Linked DNA regions of Homo sapiens: region 2 is linked to region 1. Evidence: chromatin loops called from intact Hi-C (ENCODE). Cell type or tissue: Calu3. All regions are shown on one strand. Links, peaks and the distances in the headings refer to the core of each region. The heading gives the core; the rest is flanking DNA. Region 1 overlaps WDR87 (WD repeat domain 87). Region 2 overlaps SIPA1L3 (signal induced proliferation associated 1 like 3).

The links. Hi-C counts contacts between places; a loop is a spot of excess contacts. Peaks named below come from ENCODE experiments on the same cell type or tissue, not always from the same donor. Only the 100,000 strongest peaks of a DNase experiment are listed, where the experiment ranks them.
Region 2: it touches region 1 in a loop (6-fold over the local background); 86 of 110 quality-filtered maps call a loop at or near these places.

Annotation. Positions count from the first base shown.
Region 1 is chr19:37,901,210-37,904,016 of GRCh38, reverse strand. The region is part of intron 1 of WDR87 (WD repeat domain 87); the gene reads left to right. Among named protein-coding and RNA genes, the nearest start is that of WDR87, 4.0 kb to the left of the region's middle. In Calu3, for the core only: a CTCF peak has its summit at 1,235 (motif pointing left); a DNase peak (open chromatin) is centred at 1,216.
Region 2 is chr19:38,078,732-38,081,538 of GRCh38, reverse strand. It overlaps SIPA1L3 (signal induced proliferation associated 1 like 3), which reads right to left. Exons shown (of 22, transcript NM_015073.3): 3 at 1-283. Among named protein-coding and RNA genes, the nearest start is that of SNORD152, 83 kb to the left of the region's middle. RefSeq lists an enhancer at 1-93. In Calu3, for the core only: no CTCF peak of the experiment used is centred there; a DNase peak (open chromatin) is centred at 1,308.

The DNA.
Region 1 (2,807 bases), core at 107-2,606:
AAACGGCGTGAACCTGGGAGGCGGAGCTTGTAGTGAGCGGAGATGGCGCCACTGCACTCTAGCCTGGGCGACAGAGTGAGACTCCGACTCAAAACAAAACAAAACAAAAAACAAAAAAGGTTGTTTAATTACAGGGAGGATAATAGCTAAGTCGTTAGAATAATTGTAAGAATTAAACCAAATTGGCTGGGTGTGGTGGCTGACACCTGTAGTAATCCCAACACTTTGGGAGGCTGAGGCAAGTGGATTCTTTGAGGCCAGGAGTTTGAGACCAGCCTGGGCAACATGGTGAAACCCCATCTCTACAAAAAGTACAAAAATTAGCCAGGTGTGGTAGCACTAGCCTGTAGTCCCAACTACTCAGGAGGCTAAGGCAGAAGGATCACTTGAGCCGGAGTGGTTGAGGCTGCAGTGAGCCATGATCATGCCACTGCACTCCAGCCTGGGTGAGAGTGAGGCCCTGTCTCAAAATAAATAAGAATTAAAAGATATGTAAAACTCCTGGTTACTACTTTACAACCTAATTAATCCTGGATACTGTCGTTACTTCTCAGGGATCCAGGGTAACTCTTCCATCCAACAGAAACTAGCCCACCCTGTTAATGTATGTTTGTCAGCCTGGAAAACTATTTATTCCCATTAAGAAAGTTAAATGCATTCCACCCCCAGCCCTAGCTATGCAGCCACCTGAAGGCCAGAGTAGCACTCCCAGGCCCTGGGGACAAACTTGGGCTCCTTATCAGTAATGTCATTCAAAGAACCAAGTAAGCCTAGGTTGCCCCTCTGACTTTACAGTCAACTAATTAGGCCCTTCTGATATCAGCTGGACTTTCTGCACCCCTGTGCCCAAATGTGAGACCACCTGCAAGGTTATATAATCCATGCAGGGCCCTGTCTCACAGTGTGGCGCACTCATCACCTTCCTTTTGGGTGGCCAGGTCTCCTCGTTATATGTACTCAAAGCACTTCATACTTTTCCTTCTTAAAACTGAATTTAATTTGCAATTTAATTTGAGGAAATTAAAAGTTGCAGAAAAGTTCTAAAGGATAATATAACCCATCACCTAGAATTTCCCACTGTAATCCATTTTATATCTCTTCTTTGATGACTATAAGCTCTAGGGAGCAAGAAACCTGCCTGGATCCCCTCACACTCACCTGTAACAGAGCACATTGGAGCCAACAAGTGAGCCAAAGGGAGCCCAGGGGCCTGACCGTGTCGTGGAGTGCAGCGCCCCCTAGAGTCAACTCTCTTTAACAAGGCAAAGCTCGTGGGAGGTTTGCCTTTCCTCAGGCCACCAACTAATGCTGTACCTTACAGTGGACTGGTGCTAAGAAAAGGAATATAGTTCCAGTGTCAACACCCAGTCATGGACCTGGTTTGTCTCCACAGTCAGCAGGAATAACATGCGTTGGTCCCAAATACCCTTCACGCTAAATTGGCCACAGAGCTTGAATTCTCCCATTAGATTATCTTTGTGTTAAGATATTAAACAATCAGCCGGGCATGGTGGCTCACGCCTGTAATCCCAGCACTTTGGGAGGCTGAGGCGGGCAGATGACCTGAGGTCAGAAGTTCGAGACCAGCCTGGCCAACATGGTAAAACCCCATCTCTACTAAAAAAAAATACAAAATTAGCTGGGCATGGTGGTGCATGCCTGTAATCCCAGCTACTCAGGAGGCTGAGGCAGGAGAATCACTTGAACTCCAGAGGCAGGGGTTGCAGTGAGCCAAGATAGTGCCACGGCACTCCAGCCTGGGTGACAGAGTGAGACTCTGTCTCAAAAAAAATAAAAAAGGAAAAAGAAATAAAAGATATTAAACAAGACTGTTGGGATTAAAGCATCTGGAGCTCACTACAAACTTGCTTTTAAGGACAGGTACTGGGATTAGGGAGTCAAATGTCATCCTCTGAGGCTAACCCAAGGAAACTGGTCTATGGTGTGGGAAAGAGTGGCAAATAAATAAATAAATAAATAAATAAATAAATAAACATAGAGGGCCAGGTGCAGTGTCTCATACCTGTAATCCCAGCACTTTGGGAGGCTGAGGCAGGTGGATCGCTTGAGCCCAGGAGTTCGAGACCACCTAAGCAACATAGGGAGACCCTGTATCTACAAAAAGTTTTTAAAAAATTAGCCAGGCATGGGGGTGTGTGCCTGTGGTCCCAGTTACTCGGTAGGCTGAGGCAGGAGGATTGCTTGAGCCCAGGGGTTTGAGGCTGCAGTGAACTGTGACTCTACTACTGCACTCCAGCCCGGGCAACAGAGCGAGACCCTGTCTCAAAAAAAAAAACCACATAAAATTAAATAAACATAGAGATTTGGGGTTTGAAAGTCCTCCTTCTCACTCATCACCTAGAAATATTCCCCCAAATAGTCCCAACCATTTGCTCTCTGTAGGCCGGTCAAGAGAAGTGGGACCCAGTGGAGCTATTTGGAATATGGGAAGTGATGGCAGTGACTGCAAATTTGTTACAAACGACTACTCTCTCAGCAGCTCCAGGGCCACAAGAAGGGGCCAGTGGGGTAACTCTGAGTTGTGGTTGTTGTTTGGGTTTTTTGGTGTTGTTTTGTTTTGTTTTTGAGATGGAGTCTCGCCCTATCACCCAGGCTGGAATGCAGTGCTGCAATCTCGGCTCACTGCAACTTCCGCCTCCTGGGTTCAAAGCAATTCTCTGCCTCAGGCTCCTGAGTAGCTGGGATTACAGGCGCCCGCCACCATGCCTGGCTAATTTTTGTATTTTTAGTAGAGACAGGGTTTTACCATGTTGGCCAAGCTGGTTTTGAACTCCTGACCTCATGAT
Region 2 (2,807 bases), core at 16-2,515, 180 kb before region 1:
CCCCGTACGCTGTGGTGTCACTCTATGGGGTCCCCCAGCCCTCAGCCATTGTTCAGGGCAGCCAGGCCCAGGATGAAGGATGCTGGGCCCTGAAACCTGACAGGAAGGTTGTGAGCCTGTGGAGTCCAGTTCTCCACCATCGCTGTGCACAGCTGAGCCAGGACAACCTCAGGAAGCAGGTGCTGTCCTGGGGGCTCCAGACCGAGTGGCTCAGTAGCGCAGAGCAGGCAGTAGCTGTGGTCGCCCGCCAGCTGGAGGCAGCAAGGATGTTGTCCTCGCCATGCTGAAATGGAAGAAAAGGAAAATATGAGCTGCGATGGCCGTGTTACTGCTCCCAGAAAGTGGGACATGTGACTTTTCTTGACAGCCTTACTCATTTAAAAAATCTTTTTATTATGGAAATTTGCAAACATACTCAAAAGCAGAGAGGAGACTGAGTCACCCATCAGCTCCAACAACCACTAACTATTTTCCATTCCCATTTCATCTATTCACCCAGCCTTGTGACCTTCTTTGTTTCTGATAGAATGTTTTAGAGTAAACCCCAGACATCATTTTTTTTTTTTTTTGAGACAGAGTCTCGCTCTGTCACCCAGGCTGGAGTGCAGTGGCATGTGCTTGGCTCATTGCAACATCCACCTCGAAGGTTCGAATGATTCTCCTGCCTCAGCCTCCCAAGTAGCTGGAATTCCAGCATGTGCTACCATGCCCGGCTAATTTTTCTTATTTTTAGTAGAGACGGGGTTTTGTCATATTGGCCAAACTGGTCTCAAACTCCTGGCCTCAGGCAATCCCCGCCCGCCTCAGCCTCCCAAAGTGCTGGGATTACAGGCATGAACCACCATACCTGGCCAGACATCAGGTCATTTCACCCATAAATATTTTAGCTTGTATCTCTAGTACATAAGATTTAAAAAAAAAAATCACAGTAACATTATCATACTCATCTACATTAACAAGAATTCTTTAATGTCATGCACTACCCTGCCTGCATTACATTTCCCATCATTGTCTCGCAGGTGTCTTTTGTGAGCTGGTTTGTTCGAAATCATCCTCTGCTTATGCAGGTATTTTCTCAAGTCTCCTCTACTCTACAATGGCCACCTTCCTTTATTTTGATGCTCTTTACTTGTTGAAGGAAAGGGGTCACCTGTCCTGTGGATTTCCCCACTTTCAGGATCCCTGAGGTGCCACTTAACATGTTCCTCTGCCCCCTGTATTTCCTGTGAACTGGTGGCTTCATGCAGAGGCCAGACTATTGTCCACCTGCTCTGTTGTTTGCTCAGCTCAGCTACTCTGCCAGAAAGGAAGTGAAAATGACAGATGAGTCAACATGAGCACCAGTGGAGTTTGGGGAGGAAAGCTGCAGAAGGAATGTCTCTAGAAATCCATGTGGTTACTGCAGACTATGACTGGGTAAATCAGAGCCCATCACTTTTTCACTGAGATCTCCCCAGTGACTACTTACTGCATTAAAACACCATCCAAACTCCTTCCCCTGCTCCACAAGCCCCGCAGGATCTGGCTTCCATGTCTCTCCCCATCCCTGACTAAGCTCTGATCATACTGGCCTTCTTTTCTGTTCTGATGCACCAAACCTTATCCAGGACATCTGATATCCTTCCTCAGTCCTTCTTGGGGCTGGTTCCTTCCCATGATGTCAGTTCTTCCATGGGGACTTCCGGCTGGGCACGGTGGCTCACACCTGCAGTCCCAGCACTTTGGGAGGCCAAGGCGGGTGGATCACTTGAGCCCAGCAGCTCAAGACCAGCCTGGCCAACATGGCAAAACCCCATCTCTACTAAAAATACAAAAATTAGCCAGGCATGGTGGCATGTGCCTGTAGTCCCAGCTACTCAGGGGGCTGAGGTAAAAGGATCACTCGAACCCGGGAGGTTGAGATTGCATGAGCCACGATCACACCACTGCACTCCAGCCTGGGCAACAAAGCGAGATCCTATCTCAAAAAAAAAAAAAAATCCCCAAAAACAAAAACAAACACAAAAACCTTCCCAAATCACCCTATAGAGACAGAGAAGCCCGGTCTTCTGGAAGCCTTTCTTAATTACCCACTCTACTTTCTTCCAATTTTTCTTAGCAGTTGTTCGTTCTGTCTACTGGCTAGGTCCACCACTCAAATGTTGGCTCCAGAATGGCAGGGATGTCTGTGTTGTTCACTGATGCATTCCCAGTGCCTAGAACAGTTGAGACGGAGTCTCGCTCTGTTGCCCAGGCTGGAGTACAGTGGCGCGATCTCGGCTCACTGCAAGCTCCGCCTCCTGGGTTCACGCCATTCTCCTGCCTCAGCCTCCTGAGTAGCTGGGACTACAGGTGCCTGCCACCATACCTGGCTAATTTTTTTGTATTTTTAGTAGAGACAGGGTTTCACCGTGTTAGCCAGGATGGTCTCGATCTCCTGACCTCATGATCCGCCTGCCTTGGCCTCCCAAAGTGCTGGGATTACAGGCGTGAGCCATCTAGAACGTCCAGGACGTTCGTTTAGTATTATACATATGAGTGAACAGATGGCCTCTGCCTAATTGGAGGTGTAAGTACCTCCTGATTTGCAGGCCCCTGGGGAAGGGAGTCTGTGCTTCTGTCCAGCATATAAAACACCCTGCGGGGTCACTTCCCTTTGTCTCCACCTTGAACTTCTAGAAGATGAAAATCCTGCTGGAGAGGAAGGGGAAAGTGGGTCGCCGTCTGTGATGGAAGCTGTTGACTGCCCAGCAGCCGTGCCCGCTCCCTCCTGCCAACGGAACTGATTTTGCTCAGGGCAGTGGAGTGCTGCTTTGGGCCACGCACTT